Regions from separate parts of the Homo sapiens genome. Here region 1 is linked to region 2. The links are chromatin loops, found by intact Hi-C in ENCODE. Cell type or tissue: natural killer cell. All regions are shown on one strand. Links, peaks and the distances in the headings refer to the core of each region. The heading gives the core; the rest is flanking DNA. Region 1 overlaps GPRIN3 (GPRIN family member 3). Region 2 overlaps GPRIN3 (GPRIN family member 3).

The links. Peaks named below come from ENCODE experiments on the same cell type or tissue, not always from the same donor. Only the 100,000 strongest peaks of a DNase experiment are listed, where the experiment ranks them.
Region 1: a loop joins it to region 2, with 3 times the contacts of the local background. A loop is called at or near these places in 34 of 110 quality-filtered maps.

Annotation. Positions count from the first base shown.
Region 1 is chr4:89,235,876-89,245,766 of GRCh38, reverse strand. GPRIN3 (GPRIN family member 3) reads left to right here. Exons shown (of 2, transcript NM_198281.3): 2 at 1-9,384. Among named protein-coding and RNA genes, the nearest start is that of GPRIN3, 67 kb to the left of the region's middle. In natural killer cell, for the core only: no CTCF peak of the experiment used is centred there; a DNase peak (open chromatin) is centred at 2,136; H3K27ac peaks cover 1,553 bases.
Region 2 is chr4:89,293,723-89,304,244 of GRCh38, reverse strand. The region is part of intron 1 of GPRIN3 (GPRIN family member 3); the gene reads left to right. Among named protein-coding and RNA genes, the nearest start is that of GPRIN3, 8.8 kb to the left of the region's middle. In natural killer cell, for the core only: a CTCF peak has its summit at 5,092; DNase peaks (open chromatin) are centred at 3,607, 5,004, 5,334 and 5,834; H3K4me3 peaks cover 1,382 bases; H3K27ac peaks cover 4,497 bases.

The DNA.
Region 1 (9,891 bases), core at 1-5,000, 56 kb after region 2:
CGTGTCACTTCTGTCTCAGATGCCTCTGCCAGGACATAATCTCTCTAACTCTTGCTAGCTGGCTTCTCCCTCCCACATGGGCATACATGCTGTGTATACACAGAGTACAGCCTGTGTACACAGTAGCAGCTGTCAACAGGGCCTACTCCAGATGGGTGGCCCCAGGTAATCCTCTGCTGTAAAGTGGCTAGAACAGGCTGTCCCTGCATTAAAATAGGTGAGAATAAGGAATTTCGCCTCTGATAATAATATTTATTTTCATGACTTTAGAGTAACCACATGATTTGTAAACAGTTAAATGAAGCAGAGGCCTGAGAGAGTTGTTGGCATTTGTCTCACATTAAATACATTAAAATTGCTAGATTTGCTATTGTGGTTATGTCTATCAAAACTTTAAGAAAATTTGTTTAATGTACTGAGTTTAACTGATTTTCTTTGGTGCTGGGACCAAATTCTTCACTTCTACAACACTCAAGAGATTGTCACAAAATATTACAAAAATATTGTTTGTTTTGTGGCTCATTAAACCCTATATAACTAACAGCTTTTAAGGACATTAACAGAAATATATCTTCAGATGGATAAATAAGATAGGGACCTATTCAAGACAGCAGCATTTTTGTATTGTGATACCTCCCCTAAGTTACTCTCACAATAAAACCTTATTTGAGAATTTTCCTTCACTTCAATCTGTGACATAGCATTAGGCATTTAGTATACCTTATTTGTGAAACCTAAGGTTCATTCAACAGATGAAGCTGCAAAACAGTTTTCTTGGTAGACTCTTGGAACTTGCTCAGTTTTTTCCTTACTTTACCTGCATGACACACATTGGGTTGAAAGTTGTTTGGTTTTACCCTTCATTTCTCTTAGATATGATTTGGTTCTTTTTCATGCATTATATTTTTGAAATATATGGAGGAAATATTTTATTGAATCAAGAAATAGAAAATATTCCTTAAACCAGTAGTAAAAAGGTGAGTTAGAACTCCATGTCTGGAAGACAATTCAACATTTAAAATATTAAGATGCTATACCACTTAACAAGTGAATACTAAAATTTTTAATTTAAAGATTGATTGTTCTGTTTTTATGACCATGAGAAAAATGTGACAGCTTCAGCTGTCATATGTTTATCTTGAATGCTTTTCTAATTATGTATTTCTGGATTATTGACTTTGAATGCCACAGACCAACTACTTTACATAGAGTAAAATATTGATTAACCTTTGTGCTTTGGGTCACTGGCAAAAGTTGAACATCCTGATAAGTCAATGTTAACCAGAAACCTTTTTGTTCACGTCTGAAATTGAATATTTATAAAATGTGTTAGTATGTTTCCTGCCTTGATAAGTTCACCTATATTGAATGTAATTTGATCTTTGATAATTTTTTTTAATCTTGAGAATTCTCTGATACTGTTTTGAATACCAGTGTTCACCATGTTATAAAGTTAAACATAAAAATTGAAATAAATTGAACTAAATATGCATGTGTAACATATACCTTAGAGGTTGGATTTCAGAACCAAATTCATAATAGGAGCTTGCTGTCTTAAAGTAGAAAGCAGAAGAGGAAAATAGCATTTGTTTGTATTCTAGCATATTGAGGTTTCACTGTTCCTAGCTTATACTAATGTTTTTCCTCTCATTTCTGGGAATGCCTGTCATTCTGAGAATCCCTATATATAGCATACCAAGAACAGAGTATGATGTTACTTTAAAATGTGTTTACAGAGGATATATGCAAGTGTGCTGTTAATATAAATTGTTTGTCCTTTTCTGCATCCACTTTGTTACTGTTTTGCTGCCAAAATGTGTGAAATGTGTGTCTTCTCTTCCTCCTACATATTGTGCCAAGTGTTTAAAATTTTGTCTACTCCTAGTAACACATAATTAACCACATCCCTTGTCTACTTTTATGAATCAGTATAAAGAAAAACAATACATTAGGATAAGGTTTGCATATATGTATATGTGTTTTTATTGAAAACTGGGCACTTGTAGCCTTGTGTAGACCTCTACCTGCCTGATTTACTAATTATCTGTAATGCTGCCATGGAGATGATGCTGTTTACTCTCTCCTGCTTTGTTCTAAGTGGTGTTTGAGAAGTGAGGCCTGTGAATTTCCCTTTGTGGTAGAACAGTGAACTCAGCAGTATCTTGCATAAGTGAGCCGACTACCTTATTCCCACTCTGTTTTTGTGTACATGGTGAAATCAGAAGTCAAACATCCCCTTTAGTGTTTGTTATTTTACATATGTATCTGAGCATTTTGTTTTCTGTTAGCAATGCTTCCTGATGTTGTGCGTGGCCCTTTTTGGTTGATTCTCTCCAAATTCGGGTCAGCTGCTGCCACCTGGCAAATAACAGAGGATATGCTGAATCTCCTGTCCATCCTTGTAACGATATCCTTCTTAATGAAATTCTTCAACTGGCTGAGCAATTACAAATGTCATCTGTCCAGACACATGGGCTTAAGGATGTCTACAAAATTTTAGACATTTTTGCAAATGGGAAAAAAAATAGTCTTGTAAATACTGAAACAGATTTCCATGAACTTTATCCTACTCTTGGAAAGAAAACAATTCTCCTTGGCTGCAGAAATCAAATAAGCTGGGTTTGCAATGACCAAGGACATAAATGAAGATGGATTGAAGTGGAAAAATTCTGTCTCCCAAGTGATCAGTGACATCTGCCAGAGGTCATTACAGCTACTTTTAACTGTGAACAGTCACCAGCTAAACTACTCACTTGCCACAACAAAATAACCTCTCTCAAAATAAATCCAGTGCATCTGTATATATGTGTAGATAGCAGCAACAAACAATCCTGAAACATTATTTTTGGCTGTTAGGTAAGTAAACGTGATGATAATTATAAACAACATTCAAATAACCTTGGACCTTGGTGAAATGACTTGTGGTGGCCAGAATGGTGCAACAAGATGTTATTTGCAAGTTTTTTTAAGACACAAATATCTCAGATACTAATAATGAGAATAAAGACTGTTGAATATGAAATTAAAGCCAAGCAATAATGTGCCAAAAAGAGGCAGTTATACCAGCAAATGCATCTATTATGGGCACACCATTATATAATGATGGTTTGCTTTATGAAGACTGACTGTAACCCACAGGATAAAATAAGCAAAGGCATAGTTTCTGCTTTCTTCCTGGAAAAACTTGTTTAGAAGCTTCATAAAGAGGTACAGCACTAATGAGCATTAGTCAGGATACAGTTGGCATCTATGTTTTTATGTGAGCCCAGAGGGAAGAGGAGCCACTCAAAGTCTTGCTGGCTTAAAACTCAAGACAGCTGCAACCAGAAGTTTTGTTGAAATGGAGACTTTAAACTTATGGTAATTACTCTTTCTGGACACTAGCATGTAGAAAGCAATTCAGTTAACTCTGCCCAGAGGATTACCAGCTTTAGCTGTGAAAAAATGGGCTCCCGGATGTAAAATCACTAAAACATGAGATCTTGTATCCAAAGAGGCTTCAAATGATGCCTTACAGAAAACGATGCTCCAGATGGGCACTTCTAAATGCTAACTCTTCATCAAGTATCTTTCTGGATTCAAGCTCAAAATTAATTGGCTGCAAAATAGTAGGAATAAAAATCACATATTTTACACTTTAGAAAAGGATATTGATGATCAACCTGCATGGTGATAATTATGATGAGATACCCCAGTGATTTAATGATGTTAGAAAGAATTAAATGGGAGAGAATTGCTAACAGCTTTCTTGATCTCTTAACTATGGAGATGTCATTCATTTATTTCTGGGGTGAAAATTATAGCTTGCTTTTTGACATTGCTGCTAGTATTGTTCTTTGTTGCTTTAAAAATTGTCTCTCTTTAGAAAAACTCTTGAGCAGTTAAACAGTTTTTTTTCTGATTCATATCATTGCTTTTAATAACATGTAAAGGCTGTGTGTAGAGCAAACTATATAAAATGAGTAGAAAGGGCTTACTCATGTTAATTGGCATCCTTGATGATTTTAGTTGAGATTCCTTAACATTTATTTTAGATCACATCTTTACGTAACTTATTTTTCCTAATGTTTTCCATCGTGTCTTAAAATGATGCTGGTATATCAGGAGATTGCAGTATTATAGTCATACTCCCCAATCCCTAGAGGAGAGGAAAGACTAATTCTTGTTTTAAGGGCCCCTGGAGATACCTTTTATTAAGGTTGAAAAAGGTCAACACAGCCTGAAAATAAGAAAAATATATACTAGCAATTACTAATTTTCTAAATGTGTGTATCTCTGCTGTACTAATGTGTGAACAATATGTCGTGCATAATACTGTAGCTGGTCGTGGTATGTCAATACATTCTGTGAGTGTGTACAGTCTGAGTGATCAGTTTTCTATTTTTATGTGTAAAAAAAATAACTTGTCGTATCCCATTTAAAGGCCAATTTCTGTATTCAGGCAGGCATATGTACATACATGAATAAAGCCAACAAAAGTGTGCACATGTATTCAGTAACAGAATTTGTCCTTTTATTTTTGAAGGTCAGAAAGGGCTGTTTGATTTGTGTTTTTTTTTTATCATCTCCTTGAGTAGGTAACATAATTATCACAAAGGCTGAATATAGTAATCAGTACATTGGCATATTATTAAATATGCCAGGGCTAAGTAACCATGCCATTAGTCACAGGTAAGGTCAGTTCTTTGACCACTGGGATAATTTACATTCCTCACACATCCTCTCCGTGTTAAGTGTGTGACTAGGATGTACATACTATGGGTGTGATTGTGTACATACCTTGTATGAATTATCTAAATCCTCAAAGCAGTTGCAGGAAAGAAGGAAGATGAAACAGTTGTTCAAAAGCCTCAAAAGGGCTAATCAATATATATTTTTCATTTTCTACACATAAAAATGTAAATAGCTTATCCACATATATAGGCACACATAATACATTTTATTTATACTAGTATATTCAGATAAATCACAAATTAAAACCACTAATTGAAAGTTGCATATTTCCATGACTGCTCTGTTTTACAAATATTATTATTGAATGAGATGCCCCCCCAATTAATGGTGTTACTCCCTGGTAGCAGATTTTGTGCTTAGAAAACTCCAGCAACTGAAGCACAGACTGGTAACTGAGTAGCTACAGGGAATTAATGCTTCTCTTTAAGCACCTAATTTCATATCTGGAAATGGCAAACAGGGATGAAAATCGATTATGTTTTGGAGACTCCTTTTGGACATGTATCAGTGTGTTGATTTGCACAAACCAATAAAAGCCCTACATTTTTTGGAAATGGATCCCTAGATTTCAAGCATGTATAATCACTCAAAGTGGATATGATCACAGGCATTCTTCTCTTGAGCTCAGCAAAACTATGCCTACCAACACCGAAGAGAAGTCAAAGATTTAAATGAAAAAAAATTGCAGATGATGTTGGTGAGATAATAGGATATGAGCAATGAACCCTTGGGTGGGGTTCCAGGGCACTTAAATTGCCTCGTGTCTTGAGTTCCTTAAGATGGACTCAAACAAAAAATTAGTATTATCAATAACAGGTAATACTGTGTGGATTCTAACAACATTAGAATCATTAGCTGGCAAGTGTCAACTCTGAACAAGATTTGTCAGCTTATCATAATTCCAACCAGTTAATTGATATTGTTCGAATTTATCTCATTTTTTCTCAAAGGAAGTGCTCTATTAGGGATCAAAAAGTCTCACCTGGTTCTTAAAACCTAACACAATTTGACCTTGAATCCTCGACACTAAAAATTACGTTGGTTGGGTATCAGATTGAAAATATGCATGGAGGCTGGGCGTGGTGGCTCACACCTGCAATCCCAGCACTTTGGGAGGCCAAGGCAGGCAGATCACCTGAGGTCAGGAGTTCAAGACCAGCCTGGCCAACATGGCAAAACCCCGTCTCTACTAAAAATACAAAAACTAGCCGGGCATGGTGGTGTGTGCCTGTAATCCCAGCTACTCGGGAGGCTGAGGTGGGAGAATCACTTGAACCTGGGAAGCAGAGGTTGCAGTGAGCCAAGTTCGCGCCATTGCACTCCAGCCTGGGAGACAGGGCAAGGCTCTGTCTCAAAAAAAAGAAAATATAAATGGAAATACCAGAATCACCCCTTGATAGAGAATTCCATTTGGCAAAGTACAAACAACCACTTCTCAGTAGAAAGTTAAGAATAACATTTAAAAACATATTCATGTTTTAGAGAACGAATGTGCCATCGTTGTATATTAAATAAAAATAAAAGATTAACCAGCTATAAGAACACTACAATTACAACTAGAGTGGCAGTGTTTTTTAACTAATAAAAGTATACATGTTTATAAGTGCAGCATACCTGAAATCTTGATGTTTGTCAATACTTATGGTTGCTTCAAAGATAAATTTATGTGATTATTTTTGAAAGATGTGTATTAATTTGAATAATACCCAGAAAAATTATAACTTAAAAATTGCAGTTTTCAATATGAGAATCATTTATGTGTGTAAATACTCAACTAAGAAAGATCAAAAGTGTGGTATAATATTACAAGAAAAAATATTCAAAATGGAAAGTCCATTTATGAATGTATTAATATTAAAATCCAAAGTTATGTTTTTTTATAATGTCTACATTATAATGTTTACAAAGGCCATAAAATCATTTCAGAAAGTTCTCATCCTCCAGATATTGACCAATAAAACTTCATTTCCTAGAAAAAAGAAGAAATGTTATAATTTATACAAAGATGAAGTAAGATTTTGGAATTACGTATACTTACACCTTCATTTTGGATTTGATTTTTGAATGGATGCTTAAAATTCTGATATTCAACTAATGACTTAGTTTTACCATCAAAAAATTTAGATTATGATTTTTTTGCATCTCACTTTTCATAATAAATGTAATATAGATACAATTTATTCTGTTTTTTGTTGATGTTATTATTGTTTCCACTGCTATTGAAATCGTTCTTTTAACCATGAATGTGCAGAATCAGTTGATTTTCCATGTGACAGCTTCTGCTAGGAATCTGCAGTGGAACTGGAAGTATTTGCAATGAAAGAACTTTTTTCTTTAATTAAAATAGAATTCCCATAGAATCAACAATTCCTCCTGGTCATCAAACGCGAGGTTTTTCCTGTACTTGGTAGAGCAGAGTGTGTGTGTGTTTGTGCGTTGTGTGTGTGTTGTTTGGTGAGAATGATGAGAGCTGAGCATTGTGAAAATACAGGCGGGGGTGGGGTAACAGAGCTGGGTAGGGGTCCAGGGCGCTTAGATTGCCTTATTGTCCAGGCTTAGATGCCTCTTACCCAGAGCCATCAGGTGTACCCTATATAGCTCCAGCCTTTCTGCCTACTCCTGAGAAGATAAACTGGGATCCTGCAGTCTGGATTCCTAGAAGGAGATGGAAAGCCCAGCCATATCCCCAGTTTGACTTGACCAGTAGTAAAACTAGCACTACAGTTTGATCCCTTTTTACCTCCTTGAATATCTTCAATTCATCAAGGATCTGTAAAGAAGGAGAGGTACAAGATATATGAAACCCAAATCTCAAAACAATGATTTAGTGAATTTCCCATGAACTTTAAACAGTGATTGCTTCAAAATTTCCAAGAGCCATACTCTCCCTCCAGCTGCTGTGTGTGTGTGTGTGTATAAATGCACACTATTTTAACCTAAAATGGTGCCCTGTGGCTGCCATTCTCTAACTCTTGCATACTTAAACATTTATTCTTGGTCAAATTAAAACCTCATGCATTTCCAAAGATATAAATGCCTTGCCTGGAGAAGTTAGATCTTGCAAGTCTCAGGAGGGCCGAGATGGTTTGTCTTATGCCTATAGCTGTTTATGTCCCACCAGTGGGTGTTTGTTTCATTAGGTGCCGTTTCCAGCCAAATGTTCTCATTCTTCACATCTTCAATGTTGAGTAGCAAACAGAAGAACATCCTTCTTAGCATAATATTGCTTCACTGGACTGATTGTGAACTCAAAATACCTCTTGTTTCTTGTGAAGGGTTTGCCTTTTGTAAACAATATAAGATCACTTTTGGTCAACCACCCTGTCTGAATTTATCTGGGCTGCTATAATAAAGTATCATAAACTGGGAGGCTTGTAAATAAATTTATTTCTTACAGTTTTGGAAGCTGGGAACCCCAAAATCAAGGCCAATTTGGTGTCTGGTGAGGGCCTACTTGCCGGCTCACGTGTGGTGCCTGTTTGCTGTGTCCTCACACAGTAAAAGGGATGAAGTGTCCCCTCCCGGGCCACTTTCAAAAGGGCACTAATCTCACTCATGAGGGCTCTGTGACCACCATCTAATCACCACCCAAAGCCCCCACTTTCTAACACCATCGCCTTAGGAGTTCAGACTTCAACATGAGTTTTGGAGGGATACAGACATTTAGACCATGGCATACACATTCTTAATGAACTTCTGAATGCCACCATTATTAAATTTTCTTCAACACCATTCTACACAACCACTGAGCTAATTGACAGAGTTCTAAAATGTTTAGACCCTTGTAACTACCTTAGCAATGTTCTGAAGCTGGTTTTTCTAAATATATCACAGAGGTCTAACATAGTTGAAATTCAAATTGTCTGGATGGAAGCTGAAAGTGCTTGCAGAGATTTCTGGTGGGAGTACTGGCATCTCAAGAATGGTATTTCCCTACACCTTTTTTAGTCCCGCTTGACGTCTCTCAATCAAACTGCAAAAGAGCCTTGACCTGCCATTAAAAATAATAATAAGCAGAATGTCATTGCCAAAGATTATTATAGGTGTTTAAAAGCAAGATAAGACTTCTTAAAGGGCTCCAAAGCATTTGCTTGTTATCTATGTTTTTTTAGCCCAAAGCCAAAACAAAAAATAATGCCTTTGTGCCAGACGTTTTGCTGGGCACTTCCATCTATGTCTCAACCTTAGGAGGTATAATGTATACATGCACAGTTTTACAATTTGTCAATGGCACAGATACTTGAGACATATAAATTGGATGATCACAGAGATATTGTGGTAAATATCTGGGCTTGGAATCAAAGGACCCTGGGTTCAAATCTCAGCTTCGAATCAAAGAAGCTAAATTCTTTGGCTGAGTAAACCAAAACACCTCCCACCAGACCCCACCTCCAAATTTCAACATGAAATTTGGAGAGGATAAATATCCAAATTATTTCAGTGCATTCATCTGGAAACTGAGAATAACAATGCTCACTTTGCAAATTTGTGGGAATTAAATGGCATAGGCAAAATATTGTTCTTTTCTTCTCTTACTCCTCTGAGTTTTGCTTTCTTCCACTTGAACTTTACCACTCAATTGTTAAAAGCCTTGAATTTTGCCATTGTATTCTATTTAATAAACTTTTGATAAATCTGGATAAATAATAAGAATTTTGTTTTGTTTTGTTTTGTTTTGTTTTCCCTCAGTGTCTCGCTCTGTCGCCCACGCTGGAGTGTGCAGTGGTGCGATCTCAGCTCACTGCAAGCTCCTTCTCCCGGATTCACGCCATTCTCCTGCCTCAGCCTCCTGAGTAGCTGGGACTACAGGCACCCACCACCACGTCCGGCTAATTTTTTGTATTTTTGGTAGAGATGGTGTTTCACTGTGTTAGGCAGGATGGTCTTGATCTCGTGACCTCATGATCCACCCACCTCAGCCTCCCAAAGTGCTGAGATTACAGGCATGAGCCACCACGCCTGGCCTAAGAATGGTTTTAATGTATGACTGTGAGATACATAAAATGTGACTTTAAAAGTATTTTTATTTTTTGTTTAAAGCATGAGGGAAACACATTCCAACATGTAAAATTGTCAGACCTTTAAGAATTAAGAAAAGATTTTAATTAAGTTTAACTGGGTCACATTAAATGCGATTTCTAAAATATAAAGTTAAGT
Region 2 (10,522 bases), core at 2,729-7,728:
AAGCATTTTCCGCAATATTCTGAATAGCATAATTGCCTGATTGAGGAAGGCAAGACTTACAATTTAGTGAGTACATGGCAGTAAAGTCAGAGAGCAAGATCCTTGGGGACTGAATTAATCTGGAAAGGCTTCAAGGAGGAGGGGGATCTTGAGTTAGTTTATAAAAGATGGATGGACCTGGATGTGCAGTGAGGAAGGGGTGCTGATTTCATGTCTATAGAAGGAGGAAGCAAAGAATGAGGAAGTAATGGCAGTTATATTTAAGAATCATTTAGAAAAGAAGAAATAAATATCAAGTTGGAAGAGAACTGCAGTAGAATTTCTGCTTGGACTGAAATATTACATGAGTTACTTTTTAAAAAAATAAATTTCATTGTGTATATTTAAAGTATACAACGTGATGTTATAAGATACATACATACATATTTTATATATTTTTTATATATACACATATATACATATTTTATATTTTTTATATATAAATATATATAATGGTATACATGTATATACATAAAATGTAAAATGGTGACGGTGTCTGTAGTGGAACCAAATAACGTATACATCTTTTATATCTACTACTTTGTATCCTTTGACCTGGATGCCCCCTTTTCCTCCCCTGATCATCTTCACCCTGGTAATCACTGTTTTATTCTCTAGCTCTGTATATTTGACCTTTTTTGAGTTGTTAATTATTTTATGACTAAGATCTATTTTCCTAATACTGCTACTTTAAGAAAATCTAGCCAGAGTGGCCATAACATCATAAATCTGCCATTTCCTGCCATCTTTTTATTTATTTTGCAGTAATTTACTGGTTAGGCCTTGTTCAGTTGAATGTTACTGTTGAACTATTGACATTACGAGATACACCACATTGTGGCGTGATTATTTCATTTCTCAGAATGCAACTACAGTCGTTGGCACAGAAGGCCGAGGTGGTCATGTGAGGAACTGACAGGCTGTGAAGATGAACCAGATCGCTTGGTAGCCATGAACTCCTAAAGGAACGGCAGCATCTGCCATATTTTCTTTTCGTCAGTTGCTCTATGACTTGTCCATCTTCTTAGTTAGATATTTAAATATGTTTGTATGCATTTCTAGAAAATTTATTCTTGTGTTTTGCTGTACCCTAACAGTTATTCTGAAGAGACAAAGTTAGAGAAGAAAACCTTTACTTGTGTTCCTGAACATTTTCTTGGTGGGCTTCATTCAGCTCTTGGTGTCTTTTCTCTGGAATAGAACAATTTTGTGATATTTTCACCCTTTTAAATGAAGCTATACCTTAAAACAGAAGACCAGGGCCAGTTAAGTCAGAGATTCATCTGCTTGAATTAGTTGATTTGGAATGCAACCAAATATGGAACTTTGCTTTTTTTAAAAAAATAAAAATGACTTGGACCTCTTTCTTATCCATATCAGAGTGTTCAAATTAGTGATAATCTAACTTTTTGCACGTAAGAGTCAAGTCTGGAATAACAAAAACATTTAGAGTCTGCATTTGGATTGAAATTCTGAAATTACTGAATTTCAGGGAGAAAATGTATACACTCTTACAATTTAAATTACGTACTCTCTTGAATGCCAGTGAGAAAAGTTTTCACAGCTTTTTAACTGGGCATATTGGAGTTGGCAACATAGTAACAGCTTTCTAATTGTTCATGTCGGTAATTAAATTATTGGCTTTATTTTGAAGCTGGCAGCATAATCTGGGGCCCCAATTATTATTACCAGGCAGTTATAAATGACCCTAATCTGAATCTGAATCTGAATCTGGAGGTGGGGCTTAGAAATCTGTATTTTTATAAAGGTCCCAAAAGGATTCCAGTACCCAGATTTGGAAACCATTGCCTTTATTTACAAAGAAATAAATGATTACAGATGAGTCCCAAGGAAGTTAATAACTGTTTCTAGTCACTAATAGAGCTGAAGCTAAAAATCCAGAACTCCTCTTTCTAATTCCCCAGTAATTCTTGGCTAAGGGAAAAAGGACCAGGACCTGAAGACAATGTCCAAGAGTTTTCTCCATGGTGAGGGAGGAGAATCAGTTACTGTGCACCCCTTCCTCCAAAATTGAGAGTCAATTCAGTAAGTCTGTCTAAATGACAATGCCATGATCTCATCTCTGTCCCAAGGGTCTAGCGTAGCAGAAATATCGTGGGGATCAGCTGGGTGATCTAAGACAAGACAATTTCTTGGCCTTACACACCAGATTCCATTTAAAATTTTTAATTCTTGGATCCTAAATAGCGTGGATACCAAGCCACCTCTAGAAGATTGGTTTAGTCAGGATTCACAGCTTTGTGACACTTACAGAAGCAAGAGAACCCTTAAAAAAATTCTGGAGGCTGGAAGAGTAAAAACTCACAATGTCAGGCATCTCTGGGGACCTCAGCATTGTTGCTAATTCAGTAATGGACAGCTGGAGGACGGAGATATATCTCCAAAGCCCCTTTGACAATCACATTTGCATCTGTTAATTTTCTGGAGGAAAAAAGAGTTACAGAGAATTTTTTTAAAACTTGAATTGCAAATAGTCCATCCAAGTGGGAGATCTGGTTTATGAAGAATAATCAGATGCTTTATGTTAATAGATTCTTGATTGTTTTTCAGAAATCAGTTGTTATTGATTTCTAAATAGCATAAAATTAAAATAAGCATATTGTGTCTATGGGAGACTCTTCTCTTTCTTTATAATGTATAACTTTGGTTTAATGAAATGCCTGAGGGAGTGAAGTGTTTGTGTGAACTATATTTTCTGAGTAATCAGAGCATTTTTTGTTTCAATTCTTGTTGACAGTTTTTCTAAAATGTAATTAGCCTGCAAATATTATCAAGATTTGAACTTTTGCATTGCCTCTGTGTCTTTATTCTGAATTATGACTGTACAGGACAGATATGCTGAATATAACATAGAAGTTTTTCTTGTAGTTCTTCCTTTTGACTCTGTGATATGAATGTGCTTTCTCAGTATACATTTTTTTAAAATTGTTGTTCAAAAATGCAAAAGACATTTGACTCACTGTGAGTTCCACTTTCTTGGAGTTTGATCTTTGCCTTTGCCATTACATCGCTTTGAAATGCTCATTCCTTCACTCTAAATTAGTTTCTCAATCCACTCAAAGCATGGTTTCAAGCTCCATGATTGCAGCAAAACTTTTGTAATTCTTAAGACCTGTTTCTAATTTATTTTATACATAGCATGATTCTTAAATTTATACTTAGTCATATTGTTAATTAAGCATGCCTTTCTTTGAATTTTTCTATAAGGTATTTCTCCTTGAAAAATGCAGGTAAAAATGAAGCAGCTAAAATTGTAATTGTTAATTAAAATTAAGAATTTTAAATTCCAGTAAAAATTTTAGTCAGAGCTAAAGTTAGTAAATGCATGTTCATTTTCACCTGCATCCTTGGTTGGGTAAAAATTGCTTATGACAAAGTGGGTATGGGTGATTGTTCTTGTTTTCATGTCGAACATGTTCTGAAAACAGTCAGAGAGCAGAAGTCTATCATTGTCAGGGTAAGGGGCTGAGCTCTGATTAAGTGAGTGAAAATGCACTTACAGTCTCCTTTCATATGAGGGATTGTCTACCCAAGTGGATTCTCAGAGCAGAAGAAAGCTTTGCTGTGAGCATCTGAGAGACCTGGTACTCTTCACTTTACCTGTCTGGGCCTCAGATTTGGAGATATATGTACCAAATCAGAATTGAAAACTGGCAGTCTGTGGGCCTAGCAGGAAAACTGTGGCCTCCAGGTATTTATTTTTTAATTAAGCCAGTGTTTAAACATCAGATCTATTATAAAAAATGAAGCCCTCACCCACATTCTCTAGGCTGGAGCTGAACAGCAATATATATGCTACTTCATTACTTCGCTGTAGTCCCCACTTCTCAATGTCTCACTGACATTGAGCATTTATATAAGTCACTTGTGCCCAACAGCTTCACTTAGTTGTGTTACTACCCCAAACCTGTAGGTATTGAGTCTGTAAAGTCTGGACTACTTAGGTGTTCCCTAAGTACCATTGAGCTCCAAAATGCTATGACTGTACTCATGAAATTGATGTGTCTACAAAGCAGAAAGGTGATGGCGCCAAATATAGTTAACCCCCATTAACCATGGTGAGGGTCTAAAAATTTTGCAGTATCAAAATTTGTAGAGTCTGTGAAAGTTTAATGAATAAAAATTGAGTTAACGTAGTCTGTTAAAGAATAACGGAGTTTTTCATCTGTGTACTTGCTTGCTTTTTACTGTACGACAAGTGGCAAATGAAAAATATTAGCAGTTTTAACAATAATGTAATTTATTTTTTCTTTACCTTAAAGACCAATGACTGAGATCTCACATTGGATTGCTTTATGTATTTTTAAATGCACCATATCTTTATCTTATGTATAACTTTTTACACATAGACCAAACTTGCATAGCTTCCTGAAAGTCCAGAGTGTATCTCAATCTTTCAAGTGATGCTGCATTTTATTTAGCAGGCCTGGCAGTTGAGATAAACTTTCAGGAGTAGTATCAACTCGTATCCCAGCTTGTGTTTCTGTATAGCCTGGAAATGCTCAGTTAATGATTACAGTAGGCTGTGTTTGCAACCCCTCTCTGAGGCTAGGCAGATCACTGCACAGTCTGGCCACTTGATTGTGTAGAACTGCTCCGTTACTATGGCTAAAAAATGAGGTGACTGCATCAGGGTTGATTTATTCATGTTGCAAATAAAGACAAATGCCCTTTTGGGGCAACAAGATGGAAAACTCAGACAGATCTCTTCGGTAGGGAAAGCTGTCTTCATAGCGCTCTGAAATCTCTCATGCCTTGTCAACTTCTCCTGCCACTTTCCTTCCTCATGCACACTTGCTGCATACCACCCCCACTTCGTGCCTCCTACTTTATTTCTAAAAACATCCCCTCATCTAATTATTAATCCTAAAGTGTCGGTGTTTCAACAGCTTCACTCCGAGAAGACAGTGCCGAGAATAGTACCAATCGAAACTAACAGAGGACACAGTGCCACATTGACTCTATGCTTTCTTTGAAGAGAGTGGCATTTCCTTATAGAATGGTGGCTGTGTTTAAGTATCAAGCGTCCTGTCACCTGAAATGGGTTGATAATATATAAAAGACCATAGGTGTTAAAAGTCTTTAGAGATAAAGTTATTTTTCTGAAAGTGCCATTTAAAACACAAATTTAGTTCACTGAAATGTTTATGCTCTTTTACGAAGAAACTGTTCTGCTATTCCCCTGGTGGCTATTTTGATGTTTAGAACTATAATGATAGGTTTTTAAAAAATCCTCCCTCTGGGGTTTGTGGCTTTTGAGTGATGAAATCTGAGCCTCCGAGAGGGAGGGGAAAAGTTAATAACCTGAGCTGGACTGGATTGAGAGCATGTCAGCTCCTTCTACTTTGCAAATTGAATCAAAGCTTTCCTCCAACTGGAAATAGGAATTTATTTAGGAGGTGAGAGATAGAATGTGAAATGGAGTTGGCAGAAGGCCCTGGTTTAAGAAAGGTGAATTCTTTGGATCATTTAATAAATCTGTATCGAGCACTTGAGATATATATATATACATATATATATATGTATGTATGTAAAACCCTGTTTTGTGTGCTAGGGACTCAAAATTGAATAATACATAGTCTGAACTCTCAAATAATTCCCAGACAACGGGAATAAGCTTAGTAATAAATATAGTTCAACAAAATTAGAATGGGCTCTTTTCCTGGTCATGATCTCAGAGAATTCCCCTGGTAGCCTAACAACCTGGGTCCCTCCTCTGTCCTAACCAAGCAGCCCTGTACCTCTTTCTTCCTTCCTGTATGCTGAGCAATTCAGCTTCATTTCCGTTCCTCTTCACAGCTTCACCACCTGCTTGCCACACCTGGGTTCCTTTCCTCCCTGCCAGGCTAACTTGAAAACTGTATGTCTTTCCCATACTCCACTTCCTTAATGTTGTAGAAAATAAAGTCACAGACACATGCATTTTTGACTTAGTTCTCCTAAAAACAACTAAGAAGCAGAGGGTAGCAGAAGTGACAAAAACGGAACAGATATAAGATGTAGAATTCTTACAAGAGTCTGCTGGTATGTGTACTACGAGAAATTTCTTTCTCATGAGGATACCAGAACCTCAGTGTAACTTCATTTCCATTTTTTTCCTATTTAAGAAAATATCCACACATGCCAGTGAAATGAGTGAGAGTGACATTATTATAGAAATAACTTGATTTTTGAGGTTAATATAATTCATTAGAGAAAACAGCTCTAAATTATACTTTAATAAATAATTTGCTGTCATTGGTACTTTATCATTGCTCATAAATTGTTTGTGATACACAAGTGTATTTTAAGACTGCTTAAGGGCCGCTGTTTTAGATAATTGCTTAGACTCTCAGGAAGCTCTTCCACCCTTGGGGAATGATCTTGAGTCAGATCATTATTGGGGAATGTACCCATTCCAATGGGACTGTAAATACCCAGCTATTTATGTAGCTGCTCTGTGAAATATCCCATGCCTTCTGGCTATCTTTTTATTCTGAGGAGGTGCTCACCACTCTCCATTGGTCTCCCTCTCCAGGGCTTCAACCTTGGAAGTTTAAGTGGTAATTCATGCCTCTGAAATGCCTAGTAAGTGATTCCATCTCTGTGTATTTGCCCTGACTGGGAGGAGAACCTCCTTTGCCTTGGAGCGCAGAGACTGGTGGTGTAGGGGAAATAAAAGAAAAGAGATGGAGCCTCAATTATAGAATTAATGATGATGAGTGGAAAAGAATGAAAGACCAACTAAACACATGCGGGAAGAGGGTTTAAAATTCATTAAAGAATGAACAAGAAACAAAACAAAACAAAACAAAACAAAAAAACACTTGAGGCACTTTGCCATCTTGATTCTAGAGCATAAGAGAACCCTAATACATGTCTCCATATATATCCATCTACTTTCCAAAGGAAATGAGTGAAGGCTAGATTACAGATATGTATAAATCCTTAAAAATTTTATTCTTCAGGCTTATCTGCCAGTGACGTCTTGCTAAAACCACTTCTCCTTTAAAGAAATCTCTGAGGTTTGTACTACTAAATAATAACACATTAATAATTCCCCATTCTAGAGATGAGGAAATAGATAGCATAACTTGCCCAAAGTCCCACAGATGGTAATGGAGCTGTGTGAATTCAGTTGTTCAATGTCAAAGGCCATGAGCTTCACCACTATGCTACACTGCAGGACTCTGTTGGTGATGCAAATCACAGTGGGTCAAAATGTAAGGACTCAGTACGATTTTATGGACTTCTGTCTTCTATCTTGGATTTCATCTTGTGTTGCTTAAAAAGCAAATGTGAAAGCTTCTAAATGAGCAATAAGACATTTAAAAAAACACAGGGTGAGTTCAAGGACAGATATTTTAGGTTAAAATTTTATAGATCATTGCATAGGTGATAACATTGGCAAACATAAATTTTATCAAAATACCAGGTAACACATATGTTCAGCAAATAACATTTCTTTGTTTCTCAAAAGAAAAACCAAATGTGTTTCTTATGTCACATGTGTGTGCACACCCACACACATACATATGCACACACACACACACAAACAAGAAAAAACAAACATGTGTCTTTATTTAACTGCCTATGGACTTTGGACCTAGAAACTATTTATAGAACTAGTGTTTCCGTGATTGATGTTTTAATCATAGACATTCATTTACTTATGAAAGTTAAGCAATTCCTTATTACAGCTTACAGCTAAGTGTTCTCATTGCAAATGGAATACTAAGAAAAAAAAAGGTAATCCATGCACAGGAGGCCTATTTCAGACAAATTCCTTCTTAAAACTGTAGTTCTAATGAATTAATGGTACTCGGTAGGAGGATGAATATACCTGTCTGTCCATTTGGAAGGTGAAAATCCAATAACTGAAAAAAGCCGTGATTTCTGCCTTATTTTTTTAGTTCCTTAATTAGCAATTGATTTTTTTTTCTAGTAAAAGAAAATGGACAGAAATCACCTAGAGGCATTAGTCTTATTACTGGACCCTTTTTATCACTCTGGAATGTCTTTACCACCTCATGTCATTTCAGAATTCAAACTCTTTGTTCCCGGAGGTAACACAGTAGAGAGCACTGCTTTTCAGACTGCAGATTTCCAGCAGTGACCTGTGAGAGGATCTTACGTAGTATACAGATTTGCTTTGGATTTTAATACTTATAAATTTATTTAAATGTAGAAATATGTTCAGAACACATTTCAAAGTATATTTTTAAAAATATATGCTACAAAAAATAATATAACAAGTACATCAAACCTGTAATTTCACAGATGTTATTTTTTAGGGCAAGGCTAATGTTTTCAACCAGTGCACCAGTTAAAGTCAATTTAATGAAAAATATTGAGTTAAAAAAAATGGTTTAGATAGGAAGCACATGAGGCTAAAATCATGAAATGGGTACACAAATGTCACAGTCCCTGAAAGTGGAACATGAAGGCATGTCATTGCCCACAGCACCTCAGGTCCTCTCTAGAAATGAGAGGGCTGGTCCAGAAATCCCTAAGAGCAATTCTAGCTCTGATGCCCCACCACTTGTTTTTTTTTAAATCTTGCTTGTTTTCTTCTTCATTCACAGGCTTATTTTCTGAATTTTAGGCCCATTCTGCCTTTGTTGGAACCCAAACGGGCCCTTGTTATCTCCCCCTCTTCATCATCACCAAGCATGTATGCCTTCATTCATTTACGCATGTAGTCATTTAGCCCTACGCCCTATGGAGAGCTTATGGACTAGGTAATGTGGGCATGCAAGAAAGCTACAGAGTTCTAGACCTCTGACTTCTGTGTAAAATGAATATATTTGTCTGTGTTTCACATTGAAGTTAAAGCCCTTGAATGAAAGGCCTGGACTTCTGCCATCATCTTGTCTTTGTAGATCTTGGACAAATAAGAGATATTCAATGGAAGACCCCTTCATTGATAAAATGCATTATCAAGGCTCACGTTACAAATTTAAAATGTGTGTTGCTGTAAATATAAGTGCATAATGTGTGAGAATGGAAAAAAGGGGGGTCTACATTTCCTAGCTAGAAATGTCTAATTCTTGGGTCGTTTTGAATACAAAGGGAAAAAATTAGTACTTTCGTGTTTTGGAGTAGTCGTTAATACATCTTTGGTCTGTTAGAAATCTTTATAAGTCTGAGTCATATGAGGAATTTTAACACTTGTCAGTTTTTTGAGCTTTTTGTAAACATCAGCTACATTGAGAGGTGCACCAAGTTTCAATAGTGCTTATTGCTTTTTCATATAATTAAACTCCAAACACATGGTTAAAGTATATGATTATTTTTCCTTGGGAATTTGTCCTTGAGAAACTTTGTTAAGATGTTTTAAAGCACTTGAGTGTGGTGAGTATAAATTGTCACAAACGTTTATGTGATGTCAATGGAGCTGTTTTATGCTTGCCAGTAATTCATAAGATTTTGCTATAGTGGTGAAAAGGATATAGCAGTGGTTTCCTGCTGGAGTTTCTATATAACAGTGAGAAAAGCATCAGAGGATGTAGTTGGTTGTGGTTGTTTGCTCATACCCTGCTGCTCTTTTCTTTTTTGTAAAAAACAGGAAGCTGAAATGTGTTCTTTACTTAGTTCAATTGATGTTTAATAAGGACTTATCTGTGTGCCAGTATGGGAGGATGTAAAAATGAGAAGATGCATCCCTGCCTTTAAAGACCATAAAATCTTCAGAAATTATGTAAAACATTAGGAATTTAAGTAAAAAGGTCGAAGTGCTTCATGGCAGTATTTATTTATTCTCAATGCACATACAGTATGATAAAAATTGATTAACTGAAATTGGTTTCAATTTTCTTTCTTAGAGGAGTTGGGTCTCATTTTGTCACCCAGGCTGGTCTTAAACTCCTGGGCTCAGCTGATTCTCCCACCTTTGCCTCCCAAAGTGCTGAGATTACAAATGTGAGCCACCATGCCCAGCCTGTTTTCAAAATTTTAATGTTTAGATTTCATCATGAGTGACATAACTTTCCAAGTGTCACATTAAAACAAATTTCGAAGAAGCAGCTAATTCACTCAAGTAGTCTTTAACTCATTATTATGCCGAAGTTCAAATTAATTGTTAGTTTTTCTGTATTCTCTGGTTATGGAGCAGACTCCCAATTCCTCGGCTTACCAGTTTTGAGAGGAATTGTGTAAAAGAGCATATTCCAAGTCCCTATCCCCAAAACAAGGGAGAATAAAATAACATACTTAGGCTCAGTACATTAGTACTATTTCTTTTGACAATATCATAAATTTTAAAAAAGAAAGGCATGCACTAAAGAATATTTGTAACCAAGTACATATTCTGAATAGAAAAGATTTAATGGAATCCCTATCACTTAGAAAAGCAGAACCACTATGGTAATATGGAATAATGGATTTATTTTCAGTTTTAGACCTTGAACAATTGTGGGAGCTTTGCAGTCGCTTTCACGTCACATCTGGTATGGAGCTAAAGTCATCATAGGTTAGCAGAGCT